Linked DNA regions of Homo sapiens: region 2 is linked to region 1. A link is a contact called in ENCODE Hi-C data. All regions are on one chromosome and are shown on one strand. The core of a region is the stretch at or near the end of the contact, and the rest is flanking DNA. Distances in the headings are between cores, read along the strand shown.

The links. Hi-C counts contacts between places; a loop is a spot of excess contacts on that map. Pooled maps may share reads with other maps.
Region 2: a loop to region 1 is called in a map of HL-60/S4, with 3 times the contacts of the local background. The contact joins two enhancer-like sites. A Hi-C loop is called at or near these places in 1 of 168 maps with a recorded cell type or tissue (HL-60/S4), 1 of 37 single-sample maps with no recorded cell type and 4 of 50 pooled maps.

Annotation. Positions count from the first base shown.
Region 1 is chr15:75,214,666-75,222,607 of GRCh38, reverse strand. No RefSeq gene overlaps it. Among named protein-coding and RNA genes, the nearest start is that of C15orf39, 17 kb to the right of the region's middle. RefSeq lists enhancers at 2,775-2,834, 2,915-3,104, 3,915-3,964, 7,774-7,833. Within about 2 kb of position 3,032, at least 2 of the 41 ENCODE cell types and tissues checked have a DNase peak (open chromatin) inside an H3K27ac peak, as active enhancers do.
Region 2 is chr15:75,668,298-75,676,239 of GRCh38, reverse strand. CSPG4 (chondroitin sulfate proteoglycan 4) reads left to right here. Exons shown (of 10, transcript NM_001897.5): 10 at 1-1,918. The coding sequence ends at 690. Among named protein-coding and RNA genes, the nearest start is that of SNX33, 24 kb to the right of the region's middle. RefSeq lists an enhancer at 1,135-1,922. Within about 2 kb of position 2,624, at least 23 of the 41 ENCODE cell types and tissues checked have a DNase peak (open chromatin) inside an H3K27ac peak, as active enhancers do.

The sequences.
Region 1 (7,942 bases), core at 1,783-4,282:
GATGAATAAACAGAGGGAGAGACGCATCTCACAGCCAGGAACTGCGACTCAGACCCAGGTCCAGCTGCAGTGCTTTCTCGATGGCTCTGCCTGCACCTCCTCTGGGACTCAGTTCCCGCTAACAAGTGAGCACCTGAGTACGGGTGAAATGGGTGCTATTATCCCCGTCTGGCTGCTGGGGAAAGGGAAGCAAGGCACAGGTGACTTGCCCAAGGCCAAAGTGACAGGGCTGGTTCAACCCCATCTGTCTCAGCCAGCACATCCCCATGGCAGAGGCTTTACTGTGATCCAAACCTGGAAGGTGGAACTCCTTCCAATGTCCCACCCAGGGCACAGAGCATGCAGCCCCATGTTTGAGGAGGTGACGGTATGGGGAGGTGACAGTGTGGGAAACAATCTGGCTAGGCCAAGGCCTCATGGAGCCCAGGGTTCCCTAGGGCCAGGAGAGCTCTGGAGCCCACCCCGACACCCACTGGAAATGTGGAATCTGCACCTGCAGGAGATCAGGAGAGCGGTTCAGCCTCCGATGCACCTGCAGCGAGGTGAGACAGGCACAGGTGGGCGCCCTGCTTCCAACCAGCGTCAGGTGGGCCGGAAGCAGATCTCCTGCCTGACCTTCCTCTCCTACCTCCCCCAAGCAGAGGAGAAGGGGCAGCCGCCCATCAGGCCATTGCCCACATTGAAGCCGCTGAAGCCAGGTCCCAACAGGTGAGTCTGACCCCTGACTATCCCAGGCCCGGCCCAAGGCAGTCATGTCTCTGGTGAGGACCTGGTAGATAGATGTGATGTCCCCAAGTGGCTCTATAAACCTCTGATTGAGGATAATCAAGGAAACGGGCAAGACCATCACACTCAGCCAAGAACACGAGGGGGACTGGGGCAGGCAAAAGTCAGTTTGGGCCCAGGCCTGGCCCCTGGAAGGATGGTGGATGAGGGGCCAGCCACGGTGAAGGGGAATGGATGGCCACGGGCTGGGTGGTCAGGGCTGTCAGCTCCTGCAGCCCCTGCGGAATGTCTGCCCAGGCCTGGCTCTGCGCTCAGCCTTCTGCCTGGAGCCACAGGTTCCTGGACACCGGCCTCAAGTAGGGATAGTGGTAGGAAAGGCACTTGTGGCCACATGTGGGCACCTAAGCATGGGACAGAGGGGTATCATGCCCCAAAGAGACCATAGAGGCCAAGAATGTAAGCAGATGTGACACCATCAATAAACCCCCCTGTCCTGGGGGTTTATTGACACCATCAATTAAGTCAGAGCCTACCCTGACCCTGACGCTACAGCTCAGTCTGGTTGAGACTCACAAAGAGATGTTAGTGCTGGGCAGGGGACCTGGCCCAGCCTGCGATGTCCAGCAAAGCTGTGGGCTGGACAAGAATCTCTGAAGATTAGTCCAGGACAAGGACAGCTGTGTCTGGGCAGGGAGTGGGGGCAATGCCCAGGAGACCTGAGGACCTTTAACTAGGTAGGGTGCCAGGTCAGGATGTGCAAAAGAGAAGGTGGCATGGCAGCATCCGCCCGAGGCCAGGCTATAAACCTCGGGGCCGCCCTGTGTAGCCTAAACCATGCTGCCACCCAGATGCCATCCTTCAAATGTGAGGCAGGGCTGGGAGAGCCCCCAGACCCCTCATCCCTCCCGCCCCAAGGTGGTTCCCATCCCTCACCAGAAGGAAAGTGAACTCTTCTATGGGGCACAGCCTGCCAGGTTCTGTGTCACCTGGTGGAAGGGGCTGTGGGGCAAGCCGGGGGAGCTGCAGCTGGGTGAGAAAGAACCCAGGTCCCACTCTGTTCCTACCTGTCAGGTGACCTCGGGCAAGCTGCTTTCTTTGCTTGGGGCCAAGGAGAGTCACAGGGGAGGGGCCAGGTTAAAAGGGCTCCACCCTGGAGCCCAGAGCTACCCATAGAGAAAACCCCTATCCTCCCGATTCCGCTCCCAGCTCACGCTGCTGCGATAACATCCTCCCCATCAGAGAGGCCGTGGGAGGCAGAGGCTGACCCTTCCTCCTTCAGGCACCTCAGCGGGTTTGGTTCCGCCTTCATCATGATCAGGGAGGGGGTCCCTGGGATCTCAAAGGTGAGGGGCAGCTTCTCGGGCTCCAGGTGCTCCAAGGTAGACCCTGCAGGGCACCAGAGCTAGAAGGGCATTGGGGAAGATCTTGAACCAGGCCAGGACCTGACCTCTGCCTGGCCATGGTGACTCTGAGCCAGGTAACCCTACGTTAGTCTCAGTCTGTCACTGTGTCTCACGGGGGATGTCAGCATTGCCTTTGGAGTCAAAGTAGGTAAGCCAGGGTAACCAGAGTTCCCAGTAGGGACCAAGACCAAAGGATGCAGGGGTCGGGCCTGTCCCAGAAGGTCAGGCTGGACAAGGGGCTGTGTCAAGCTGGGGCAGCTGAGGTCCTGCCCTTCAGGTTACAGTCATCTGGGTCCTGGTCTAGACCCTCATATGCCATCCAGAGACCCAACCCTAGGGACAATTCCTCCCAGGCTGGTAGCAGAGAGTCGATCCTTTTACTCACCCTACCAAAAGCTCTGAAATAAGAAGGCCTGCCAGTGGGGAAAAGACTCTTCAGGAAAAGGTTCTCAGGGGCAGGGAAGGTTTGAGCTGGGCCTTAGGGCAGCCAGAGAGGTAGGTGACAGGTCCCCTCACAAAGCCTGCCAGAGAATGCAGGAGGAACACAGGTGTAGTGATGAGAACGTTCTGGAAGACAGCAGGCAGCCTCCCACTCACTGATGGGGCCGAGTGAGGTCATGTCCACACACCAGGAGAAGCTGGAATCCACACACTGGTGCACTTTGTTTCTTGTTTTAGAGACAGGGTCTTGCTCTGTTGCCCAGGCTGGAATGTGGTGGCACAATCATAGCTCACTGCAGCCCTGACCTCCTGGGTTCATGCAATCTTCCCACCTCAGCCTCCTGAGTAGCTGGTGAGGGAAGAGAGAGGCTCTCTCATATTGTTTTATACTCAGTACCTGTTTTAAGAAAAAAACAAGGAAGTGAAATCAAAGACAGGCAGCCCAGCGCCAGGCCCAAAGCCAGGCCTGGGCCTGCCTGGCCTAAACCTAGTAGTTAAAAATCAACTCATGACTTAGAACCCGATGTTACCCATAGATTTCAGGCATTGTATGGAAGAACATTGTGAAACTCCCTGCTCTGTTCTGTTTCACTCTGACCACCGGTGCATACAGCCCCTGTCACGTACCCCTTGCTTGCTCAAATCAATCACGACCCTTTCATGTGAAATCTTTAGTGTTGTGAGGCCTTAAAAGGGACAAAAATTGTGCACTCAGCTCGGATTTTAAGGCAGTAGCTTGCCGATGCTCCCAGCTGAATAAAGCCCTTCTTCTACAACTCGGTGTCTACGAAGTTTTGTCTGCGGCTTGTCCTGCTATACTGGGACTACAGGCACACGCCACCATGCCTAATTTTATTTTTTGTAGAGACAGGGTCTGGCTATGTTGCCTAGGCTGGTCTCAAGTGATCTTTCCACCTCAGCCTCCCAAAAACACTGGGATTACAGGGACAAGCCAGCACTCCTGGTCATGCTGGTGCATTTTGGCTGCCATGGTGCACAGGAGGTATGAGCTGGGGGGCAGAATCTGCTCCTGGACCTCTACCCAGGCCTGCACCCAGACTGACCCCTGGGCTACAGGGAACAGGTGTGGAGAGAATGCAGCAAGCAGAGCGGGCTAGTCAGTGATGGAGACCCAGGCTGGGACTAGGAGAGATAGGGCTCCAACCCTCAGCCTAGTGGCCCGGCCCAACCCCATGGGGCCAAGATGACTTCCTAGGAAGCCAGGCATGGAAGCCAGCATGCACCTGAACCGAGGACAGAAGACTCTGATGACAGGGAGGCCTCTGACATAGTGTGGATACTTGTCCCATCCACATCTCGTGTTGAAATGTGATCCCCAGTGCTGGAGGTGGGGCCTATAGTGTGAGGTGTTTGGGTCATGGTGGGGGATCCCTCATGAATGGCTTAGTGCCCTCCCCATGGTAATGAGTGAGTTTTCTAATTTCTAATTTTTTTTTCTCTTTCTTTCCTTCCTTTTTTTTTGAGACAGAGTCTCACTCACAGCCCAGGCTGGAGTGCAGTAGCGCGATCTTGGCTCACTGCAACCTCCACCTCCTGGGTTCAAGTGATTCAATGAGTGAGTTTTCTATTAGTTCACAGGAGAGCCTGATGCCTCCTCTCTCTTGCTCCCTCTCTCACCATGCGACACGTCTGCTCCCTCTTTGCCTCCCGCCAGGAGTAAAAGCTTCCTGACGCTTCACCAGAAGCCTAGCAGATGCTTGTACAGCCTGCAGAACTATGAGGCAAATAAACTTCTTTTATAAATTACCCAGTCTCAGGGCCAGGAGCGGTGCTCACGCCTGTAATCCCAGCACTTTGAGAGGCCAAGGCGAGTAAATTACTTGAGATCAGGAGTTCAAGACTAGGCTGGCCAACCTGGTAAAACCCTGTCTCTACTAAAAATACAAAATTAGCCAGGCATGGTGGTGCACGCCTATAATCCCAGCTACTTGGGTGGCTGAGGCATGAGAATTGCTTGAACCCTGGAGGCGGAGGTTGCAGTGAGCCGATATTGCACCACTGCACTGTAGCCTGGGCTACAAGAGCGAAACTCTATCTCAAAACCCTGCCTCTACTAAAAATACAAAAAATTAGCCAGGCATGGTGGTCCATGCCTGTAATCCCAGCTACTCAGCAGGCTGAGGCAGGAGAATAGCCTGAACCCAGGAGGCAGAGGTTGCAGCAGCCTGAGATCGTACCACTGCACTCCAGCCTGGGTGACAGAGCTAGACTTCATCTCAAAAATAAATAAATAAATAAATAAATAAATAAATAAATAAATAACCCAGTCTCAGGTATTCCTCTAGAGCAACACAAAACGGGCTAATACAGCCTCCACGTTTGGTGTCCAGTGGACCTGGTGGTCCACTAGACACTCAGTGGTCTTGACTCTGCCATTAACAGCCAGACTATGACAGAGTTGTTCCCCTGCTCTGCCTCAGTTTGTCCTCTCTCAGCTGAGCAGAGCAGGGATAACTGCTTCTCATGTGGGCCACAGGACAAAACAAAGCCCTGAGTCCCACAGGAAGGTAGGTGGGCTATGTCCAAGGGAAGACAGACCTGGGGCAGTATTTTATGTCCCCAGGGTGGCAGAGGGACATGGAGAAGATGCCTCCTTTATGGGCAAGGGAGAAGGGAAGATAAGCAGAGAGGTGCCAGACACCCGCCTCACCCCCACCTCCCCCACCCCACACCAGGCCCATTCCTACTCAGCCCCCAACTCAGGCTGCACCATTCCCCTTTGGTCAGCTTGACTTCCCAGCCAAGCTGATGGAAGCTGACAGCTTGGATTCATCAGGGACAGCACGTAGTATAGGTGATGTGCAGGACGGAAGTGGAGAGGGCACACGGGAGCCGTGGTGTCAGGTCTGGGGCTGCCAACATGGTACCTGCCCTGGCTGGTCCACCCTGCCAGATGTGGCCTCTAATTCTAAGGTCTCCGAGTTCCAGGCCAGGACTGGAGCCAGACTCCCCTTGGGGACAGGGGACACAGTCCACATAGACATCACTTGTGCTTTGGGCAAAGCCAGCTGGACAAATGAATGAAAGGGGCCCTGCTGGAGGGTAAAACTGGGCCTGGACTACTCAGACCTGCCTCTGTGACAGGACGGTCCCATCCTTCCAATCAGACTCCTGAGCTGGAAACCCACCCAGCCAGGGAGTGGGGAAGGGGTGGCCTGCAGTCTCCCTTGAGTCTGTAGCCCCTCCCACCCAAGTCAGCTCCATAAAAAAAGATGCAGAGGCCGGGCACGGCGGCTCACGCCTGTAATCCCAGCACTTTGGGAGGCCGAGGCAGGCAGATCACGAGGTCAGGAGATCGAGACCATCCTGGTTAACACGGTGAAGCACCATCTCTACTAAAAATACAAAAACAAAATTAGCCAGGTGTGGTGGTGGGAGCCTGTAGTCCCAGCTACTCAGGAGGCTGAGGCGGGAGAACTGCGTGAACCTGGGAGGCGGAGCTTGCAGTGAGCTGAGATCGCGCCACTGCACTCCAGCCTGGGCGACGCAGAAACACCAGGTGCTTCTTCCAGCTGCAGGCTACTTCCTGGCGTGGCCTCCAGAACCCTGGATGAGTCAAGACGGGGCTGCCAGCAGCTGGGGGCAGGGGGAAGCTGGGTCCTCAGGGTGGATGCCTAGCAGGAACATGCAGGCGTGGCGAGTGATGGGCCCTCAGGGCTGAGCCCCTTCTGCCCAGGGGGCCTTGGTGACACGCCTGCTGCTGAGCTCAGCCCAAGGAGTCAGGGCCTGGTACCAAGTGGCCTCTCTGCCTGCGAAGACAGTCCTGGGATCGTTACCCCTCTGCCCAGGGCTCGAGTATCCAGGCTGGGGAAGGGCCAGCAGTCAGAAAGAAGGGGGCTGTGGGTGTGGGTCCCCCAGCAGTCAGGGGCCTTGGTGGACAGGGCCCCCTATGAGTGGTGTGAGGGGGAAGGGAGACTGAGCTGTACTCCCCACCCCACCGAGATCTATGGTGCCAGGCTCCAGAAGGGGACCCTGGGGGGAGACCAGCATGACAGGAACCGCTGAAGATACCTTTGGGCACCTACTCTGCAGGGCTGGGCCAGCTGGAGGTTTAGGGCCCACATCAGAGGGGTGGGCTGGATGCCACAAAGAATGAGGCTTCCTGCTGGGGTTGCAAGGAAAGCAAGTCTGGTGTGCAGAGGGGCACCCGCTGAGCTGGCAGAGGCCTCCCCACCAGTCCCAGGAATGCTGGAAAACAGGCTGCCAGGGGATTAGGGCCAGAAGTGCCCAGGAGGCCAGGGGAGAGGTCTAAGCTAACTCCAGATAGGATAGCATCCACAGGTCTAGAAGAAAGCTCCAAGCTGGCAACACCCAGAAGGGGCTGGGCTACCAAGGGCTGGGGGCTGGGCATGCTCACTGGCCTCTGGGGAAGCACTGGGCAGATCTGGTGGGGACCAGTCTTTTAGTAGCTAGGGACTCTTGTGGCCTGCTGGGCTTAGAGATGCCAGGGTGGCAGCAGATGGCAGGGTGGGGCTGGGGAAGACCTGGCCTCTGGAAGCTAGGGTCCTGGTATGTCCGCGGGGCCAGGAAGTGGCAAGCAGAAGGGTGGCAGCAAAGGATGGACAGGGATACCCCAGATCTAGCCCAAGGGAGGTACCAAGCCTTGTGGAAAGGCAGGCGGGCTCCCCAGGTCTGTTGGAGAACCCAGGCCTCCTTGAGTAGCGGCTGTCTCCAGGGTCTCTTGCCTACTTAAGGCAGCTGGGAGCCCAGGCCTCACTGAGGAGTCATCAAGGCCTCAGCAGGAGGCAGAGAAGCACTAGCTTTCTGTGTAGTAGGGCCCAAGCTGAAGCCCCAGCCCCTCTGAGGGTGTAGTGGGATTGGGTCTAAGAGGTTTACAGGGTTTGAGGAGGTGCAGCCAAGCTTGGGACCCCAAGTTCTGAATTATATGGAGAGGAGCTAGGGGATACAGGAGGGGCCTGCCCTGGTCCCATCATCCAAATCTGAGGAGGAAAAGGGTCTGCAGATGCCTTATCAGAGGCTCTTGAAGAAGCAAGGGATCCCCTGACAAACCCAGAAATCATAGAAGAGGCCCCTTGAGGTCCTTCCAAGGGGCTCAGCACCCCTTCCTAGGACCCTGGGTTCCAATTGTCCTAAGAAATCACAGGGACCTGGAAGCTGGGCCCCTCTTGGACAAAGGCAGGGTGTGGGAGGAACAGTGGCCAGGCAGGCTGAGGCTAGGGGCTGTGGCAGGAGGGGTGGAGGGCTCATCGACACAGGCACCTCTGAGTGGGCCATAGCTAGAACATCCAGAGTTGGAGTCCCCATGGAGGCAGCAGCGTCCTCAAGGAGGCCCCCAGCTTCCCGCCACCCTGGAAAAGGGGTCCATGTGCAGCAGGAGAGACAGGAGGGGC
Region 2 (7,942 bases), core at 1,375-3,874, 450 kb before region 1:
GTGGTCCGCGTGCCCCGAGCCAGGACGGAGCCCGGGGGCAGCCAGCTGGTGGAGCAGTTCACTCAGCAGGACCTTGAGGACGGGAGGCTGGGGCTGGAGGTGGGCAGGCCAGAGGGGAGGGCCCCCGGCCCCGCAGGTGACAGTCTCACTCTGGAGCTGTGGGCACAGGGCGTCCCGCCTGCTGTGGCCTCCCTGGACTTTGCCACTGAGCCTTACAATGCTGCCCGGCCCTACAGCGTGGCCCTGCTCAGTGTCCCCGAGGCCGCCCGGACGGAAGCAGGGAAGCCAGAGAGCAGCACCCCCACAGGCGAGCCAGGCCCCATGGCATCCAGCCCTGAGCCCGCTGTGGCCAAGGGAGGCTTCCTGAGCTTCCTTGAGGCCAACATGTTCAGCGTCATCATCCCCATGTGCCTGGTACTTCTGCTCCTGGCGCTCATCCTGCCCCTGCTCTTCTACCTCCGAAAACGCAACAAGACGGGCAAGCATGACGTCCAGGTCCTGACTGCCAAGCCCCGCAACGGCCTGGCTGGTGACACCGAGACCTTTCGCAAGGTGGAGCCAGGCCAGGCCATCCCGCTCACAGCTGTGCCTGGCCAGGGGCCCCCTCCAGGAGGCCAGCCTGACCCAGAGCTGCTGCAGTTCTGCCGGACACCCAACCCTGCCCTTAAGAATGGCCAGTACTGGGTGTGAGGCCTGGCCTGGGCCCAGATGCTGATCGGGCCAGGGACAGGCTTGCCCATGTCCCGGGCCCCATTGCTTCCATGCCTGGTGCTGTCTGAGTATCCCCAGAGCAAGAGAGACCTGGAGACACCAGGGGTGGAGGGTCCTGGGAGATAGTCCCAGGGGTCCGGGACAGAGTGGAGTCAAGAGCTGGAACCTCCCTCAGCTCACTCCGAGCCTGGAGAACTGCAGGGGCCAAGGTGGAGGCAGGCTTAAGTTCAGTCCTCCTGCCCTGGAGCTGGTTTGGGCTGTCAAAACCAGGGTAACCTCCTACATGGGTCATGACTCTGGGTCCTGGGTCTGTGACCTTGGGTAAGTCGCGCCTGACCCAGGCTGCTAAGAGGGCAAGGAGAAGGAAGTACCCTGGGGAGGGAAGGGACAGAGGAAGCTATTCCTGGCTTTTCCACTCCAACCCAGGCCACCCTTTGTCTCTGCCCCAGAGTTGAGAAAAAAACTTCCTCCCCTGGTTTTTTAGGGAGATGGTATCCCCTGGAGTAGAGGGCAAGAGGAGAGAGCGCCTCCAGTCTAGAAGGCATAAGCCAATAGGATAATATATTCAGGGTGCAGGGTGGGTAGGTTGCTCTGGGGATGGGTTTATTTAAGGGAGATTGCAAGGAAGCTATTTAACATGGTGCTGAGCTAGCCAGGACTGATGGAGCCCCTGGGGGTGTGGGATGGAGGAGGGTCTGCAGCCAGTTCATTCCCAGGGCCCCATCTTGATGGGCCAAGGGCTAAACATGCATGTGTCAGTGGCTTTGGAGCAGGTTAGGCTGGGGCTCATCGAGGGTCTCAGGCCGAGGCCACTGCGGTGCCAGTGCCCCCCTGAGGACTAGGGCAGGCAGCTGGGGGCACTTGGTTCCATGGAGCCTGGATAAACAGTGCTTTGGAGGCTCTGGACAGCTGTGTGGTGTTTGTGTCTTAACTATGCACTGGGCCCTTGTCTGCGTCGGCTTGCATACAGAGGGCCCCTGGGGTCGGCCCTCCGGCCTGGCCTCAGCCAGTGGGATGGACAGGGCCAGGCAGGCCTCTGAACTTCCACCTCCTGGGGCCTCCCAGACCTCCTGTGCCCCCACCTGTGTGGGCAGGTGGGCCAGTCTTCGGGTGATGGGACCAAACCCCTTCAGTTCAGTAGAGAAAGGCTAGGTCCTCTACAAAGAGCTGCAAGACAAAAATTAAAATAAATGCTCCCCACCCTAGATTTATTAGCCTGAGTTTCGACCTCCATACCCCTGTCCTTCCCCAGCCACCTCTCAAGGGGTTGCAGCAGCAAAGTGAAGGGAGTGGGGGGACTTGGGGATCCCAAGGCTGGGACATGGTACCAAGGGGGAGGGGGAGGAGAACCACCACAGGTGCCTCCTAGAAACTTTTACAAGGAAGGCTTCTGCTGGTGTCCACCCTCCCAACAGGAGGACCAAGTGTGCTGCTTCTCAAAGCCAGAGGAAGCAGCAAGGATTCAGAAAAGCCAGGCATCCCCGCACGTGGCCTGAGAGGCCAGCATTGGGTTACAGAGGGGTTCTGAGGCCGCGGCATCTCCAGAAGGCCCTCTCTGAGTTACTGAGTCACCACCCTCTAGACCTCTCTTGAGGGTGTCGCAGGGTTGGGGGCAATGGAGACAGATTCTGGGTCCCAGGGGATATGCCTGGCCCTGACAGTAGACTGAAGAGAGGAAGAGAAATGTGAGAGGCCTCTGAGTGCAGCCAGGGTCAGTGGGTGGGAAGCCCTGGCCAGCCTCTGGCAGCTGACCTGCATCTGGGGACCAGAGTCACCTCTTCCCTGCATCCCAACATCTGAAACATTTGAACCAGGAATGAGCAAGAGAAGTCTCCTCCCCACCCTGCCCCTGGACCGCCCCTCCTATGACGCCTCTCGCATCTCAGTGTCCAGCCTCCTAGGTCCTCCTCCACTCTGAGAGGCTTCGGGCAGGAGGCCAGGTACATCCTGCTGTTAGGGCCCCCAGAGGACCCAGGGGAGACTAAGAGTCAGGGAGGGGAAGAGGGCTGTCACACAGCAAGGCGCTTCTTGCCACACTGAAAAGCAGGACTCCCCAGGGAGGGTGACCAGGGCCCCAGAGATCCCTCTGCACCCTGAGCTCACCGTGCACAGGGCTCCGCGTGAGCCTGCTCCGTTCCTTCTACAAGCCTGGTCTCTCTGGCGCCCCAGGCCAGCCTGAGGCAGGGGCCTGGCCAAGGGTGTCTCTACACCACATCCCCTCCCAGGAGCTCAGGCTGGAGCCTCAGGGCCCTGATATCTGGAGCAAGTCTCTACCCAGGGTGACCAGTTTCCCTGGAAGTGTAAGCTGAGAAGAGGGTGAGAGACCCAGCAGGCAGGATCTGGCCTGGTCTCCGATTTCCCCCAGAGGACTGAGGACACACTCTGTTCACATAGCCTGGCCCGGCCTGCCCTGCCCCCAGGGAGCTGGCACCAGCTGACACCGTTCCAGCTCCTCTGAGCCCATGCAGGACAGTGGGCTGGCACCCAGGGCACTGTGCCAGCAGCTCTGCTAGGACCTGGGAGAGGGTCTTTCATGGGCACACCAGAGCTGAGAACCCAACCTAAACGTGGGACCTTGGTTTATGTAAATCCCTTTCCCCAGGGCTTAAGGGGCTTGTCTCCACTTTACAAAGTAACTCACCATCCCCCTCCTTTAAGGAGCCAGTTCCTCCCAGGCGCTGGAGATAACAGCCAACCCATGTGCAAGTGTTCAGGAATGTCTGGGAGCTCCTGACCCTCTCCACACAAACAAACATACACAAATCCATAATGTGCCTTTGTGCACGCCATTGTGTATATGAACACAGGCTCATGCATGACCTTCAGACACACAACACAGAGATAAATACCTACCTACCTAAGACACAAACGCATACGCGGGGGCACACACAAATTTCAGAAGTATATGCTCCTTACCTGGGGCCCCCTGCAGTCCCAGCTAGCCTAGTCGGGCAAAGGAGTCAGGATTTTCTGCCCATTAAGGCACTCAAGCTGACATCAGCAGAATTGCAAAGTGAGCCCACTGGTGGGGGAAGGGGACAGGGTAGGAGTTGCCAGAGGGGCCCAGATCCCCAGGACCCCAGCTTAGAAACCCTGCCCACCACCCTAAGTGGCTTAGTCTCTCAGGTGCTAGAGAAGGGGCTCCCTCTGAGCCCTTCCCTGCATCCTAGAAGCCAGTCCTTTAAGCAGATTGCTCTGGCAGCCAGGGAGCCCACTGAGCTTGCACACTCATCCCCCAATAGGAAGCCAGAGAAGTGCTTCTGCCACCCCACACCGACCTCCCCTGACCAATGAGAACTGCCAGGGCTGCTGGCATCTTCCTCCAGGCCCTGAAGATTCCAGATCTCAAAGAGGTGGAGGTTCTTCCTGGGCAGAACTCCAGACCTCTCTGGTTGGATCTCCCATTCCTGGCCGTAAGATGTCGGGAAGCCCTGGTAAATAGTTGGGACCAAGGTAGAGAACCAGACCCGCTGGGCTCCTCTACACAGCTCCACTCCGACCCTAGGGCCTCTCATAGGTAACGCCATCCCTGTGGAGTTACCGCTAAGATTGGTCAGGCAATAGCCAGAGCATTTTGTGCCAAAAATGCAGTGGAAGATGTAGATAGGAATCCAATCAGCCCTTCCTGAAGAGCCGCAGGCATACCATTGAATAACTACCTAACCCTGACATGTGCCTTCACCCAGCGGTGTGAGCAGGCCAGTGAGGGGAAGCGCAGAGTGGGAGGGCTCACTGCCTCTGTCTGCTTCCTCCTCTCCTTAGAGAAGGCTGGTCCTTTCCATGGAAGGCCCAGCCACATGGCAGCTAAAGCTGGGCATGTTCAGCTACATCCTGGTTACATTTCTATTCTCAGTGTAATGGATTACAGTATTTAACTGATGGCTACTAGCCTCACAAAGGGCATCAGCTCCTTGGAGGGCCCTCTGTGGCCACCAAGATAATTGGTGGGTTGTGTTGTGTTCCTTCATGTTCCAGATGTCCTGTGAGCCCCTAGAGACAGAAGCAACCCTGGATTAAATCGCCCAGTTGCCAAGAAGGACTTTTTTACCCAAACACAGCCTCAGCAGGGGACTAGGATAGTTCCCCTGCCTGCCAACCTGAGATCCGTGCTCTGTTAGTCCAGAGCCTGGAGCTAATCCCAAGGCTTCCTTCTGATGCCTCGTGAGATTGCAAAGGACCCAAGAGACACAGTCTCTGGGTCTTGCAGACTCAAATGCAATGAGTTGCCTAAGTCTTTGCTGCTCAAAGTGGAGTCCATGAACTGGCAGCACCGGCATTACCTGGGAGCTTGTTGGAAATGAAGACTCTCAGGCCCTACCCCAGAGTAGCTGAATCAGACTGTGTTTTAACAAGGTCCCTGGTGATTAGAAGACACATGACACAGTGTAAGTCCTGACTGAAGTCTTCCCCTCACCCTTTAATTAGGGGACACTAAAATGGGAGAGGCAGGGCCCAGACCAAGATCATACAGTGAGCTGGTGGCTGAGCTGGAAGAGGGGTCAGACCTCGAGCCCTGTCCCAGGGTTTTCTATTCCACTTCAGCTCTCACTCTTGCAAAGACCCCCACATCCGCTGCAGGTTTGGAGGGATGGGTTCTGACATGGGTTCCTTCCCCAGGGGACTCCAGTGAGGACAAGAGAGGGAAGCAGAGGAGGGTAAGACCAGCAGCCAGATCTGATCCAATGGGGAGGCTCTGCAGGAAACAGCCTACTCCCATCCTTACCTCCCAAAGATGGGGCCCTGGGAAGTACAGTAGCCCCACCACCCCACCTTCTGTAATCTGGCTGCTCCTTCCCTTCCTGTCCCTTCCCTGCCCATCTGGTCTCACCTGTCAGGGGAAGAGATGAAGGGAAGTGTCCGGCCAATGTCACCAGTCAGTGCCTGTGTCATGCACAGGGCCTCCCCCATGGAGGAGCAGGGCAGCCAGCAGGAGAGGGGAAAGAAGCCACCTGTCACACTGCCAGCCAGGCCTGGTCAGAAGGAGGGCATGGGACACCCAGAGCTCTCTGTCCCGCAGAGGTGCCCCACTGTCTCTCCTGTCCACAGAAGGAATGCTGGTCTATGGCCCCCAGCCTGTGGGCTATCCTGGTGCTGGGAGTGCCTTTGGGACCCCCACCAACTCCACTCCCCTCCTGGGTTGTTGAGCCAAAGCCCAGGTGAAGGCCCCAGACCCCCACACCCTGCAGTAGGCATCGTTCAATTCTATACACTCCACTAAGGCAGTGTGTAGCCTGGCCTAGCCACTGCTGTGCCCATGCTGGGTACACAGTAGATGTCCAGCAAACATCTACTGCCAGAACACAGCACCCCCTTCCCTCAGACATGCCCTCAAGCCAAGAGGCCTCTGACCACCCATCCTACCCAGACCTCTCCTGGGTTCCCACTCTGGCTCCCCTGCTCCTCTCACCCCCAGGGTTGCTGGCTGGGCTCTCGATGGCTGCTCTGGCCCCAGATCTCTGCTAGGGCCCAGGCTGACCTGACCCCAGGCCCTGAGTTTCTGTCGGGTGGATTTAATCTTTCCCTCCCAGATGCTTCAGAGCTCACTGCACACCTCCTTCAGACTCGCCCGTGGCTCCCTCCCACCCAGACACCTGAGGTCATTCTGCCTGAACGTGTTCTGCCTATAGGGTCTATCTCAGAACGCTATGGGCAGAACACGTTCACCAAATCACACGTGGGGGCTCACCACAGAAAGAAGCAAAGTTAAGTGGGGCAGGAGGAGGAGATGACCCCAAACCCCCTTACACTCAGCCTCCCCCTGCCCAACAGCCCTCCTGAGAACATCCAGGCTCATGGGGCGCTGTGCCAGCCGGGCTAACCACTCACAGGGCTCACTTGATCACAACCTTCGGGGGCAAGGGGCAGAGCAGAGCCACGGATGCCCTCACCTCTCCCCCACCCAGACGACCGTGCATTCAATCAGGGGGCCCAGAGAAGAGGTGTGACTCAACCATAGTCACAAAGCAATTCACCGGCAGAGCTAGGCCTCCTAGAGGCTTGAAACACTTCCAGATGCCAAAGATATGTCTCTCAGCAGTGGGATGCCCAACACCTGGAGAGGCATCGGGGCCAGGCAATGGGCCAGGGATGCCAGACATGCTGGCCAGGGCAGAGACCTTCAAGAACCAGACTGCGGCAGGGGAGCCTTGTTGAGTCTTGTTGGGGAAGGTGGCGCCTGTGCTGGGGTGACCTAAAGAGCTGCTGGGCAGGTGGGCGAGGCTGGCAGAGCCTGAGCGCTCCTGGAAGTCAGTGACTCAGGTAGAAAGGCCCCTTCTGAGTCAGCCCTGCTAAAAGGTTGCCTTGTGAGTACTGCACCTGGACAAGCAACTGGGGCAAGGCCCAGGGACTCCATGAAGGTTCAAGGCCCCAGGACCTCTGCTCCCTAATCTGCCCTGAGAAGCTCAGAGTCTGGGGGCAGAACACATGAACTGAAGGAAGGAGGGCAGAGGCAGTGACTGTCCACTTGGTGAGCTTGTACAAGTCCACCCACCTGTTCTAACTCAAGAAGGGACCACTGGTTCGAGAGAGTATTGAGCCAGGCCTGGGAGCTCAGTGCCTGCTTTCTGCCTAGAAGCCCTCCTCCTGTCCCTTCCAGCATTCATGCTATGTGTCTGGCCAGAGGGCCCCAGCCCAGCTTCTGCCCTCTCTCTGAATGAAGATCTACCAAAACAGTATAACTGACCAAGGTTTCTTTCCAAAGGGTCAGTGTTAAGGCAAAGCTCTTAGAACAGCCCCTCACACACAGTAAATGCTCAATAAATGTTGGCCTTTTTTTTGTTGTTGTTCGTTTTTTTGTTTTTTTTTTGTTCGTTTTGTTTTGTTTTGAGACAGAGTCTCACTCTGTCGCCCAGGCAGATGTGCAGTGGCACGATCTCGGCTCGCTGCAAGCTCCGCCTCCGAGATTCACGCCGTTCTCCTGCCTCAGCCTCCCGAGTAGCTGGGACTTCAGGCGTCCGCCACCACGCCTGGCTAATTTTTTTTTCTGTTTTTTGGTAGAGACGGGTTTTCGCCGTGTTAGCCAGGATGGTCTCGATCTCCTGACCTCGTGATCCACCCACCTCGGCCTCCCAAAGGGCTGGGATTACAGGCGTGAGACACCGTGACCGGCTTTTTTTTTTAAAATACGGAGTCTCGCTCTGCCGCCCAGGCTGGAGTGCAGTGGCGTGATCTCGGCTCACTGCAACCTCCGCTTCCCAGGTTCAAGCGATTCTCCTGCCTCAGCCTCCCGAGT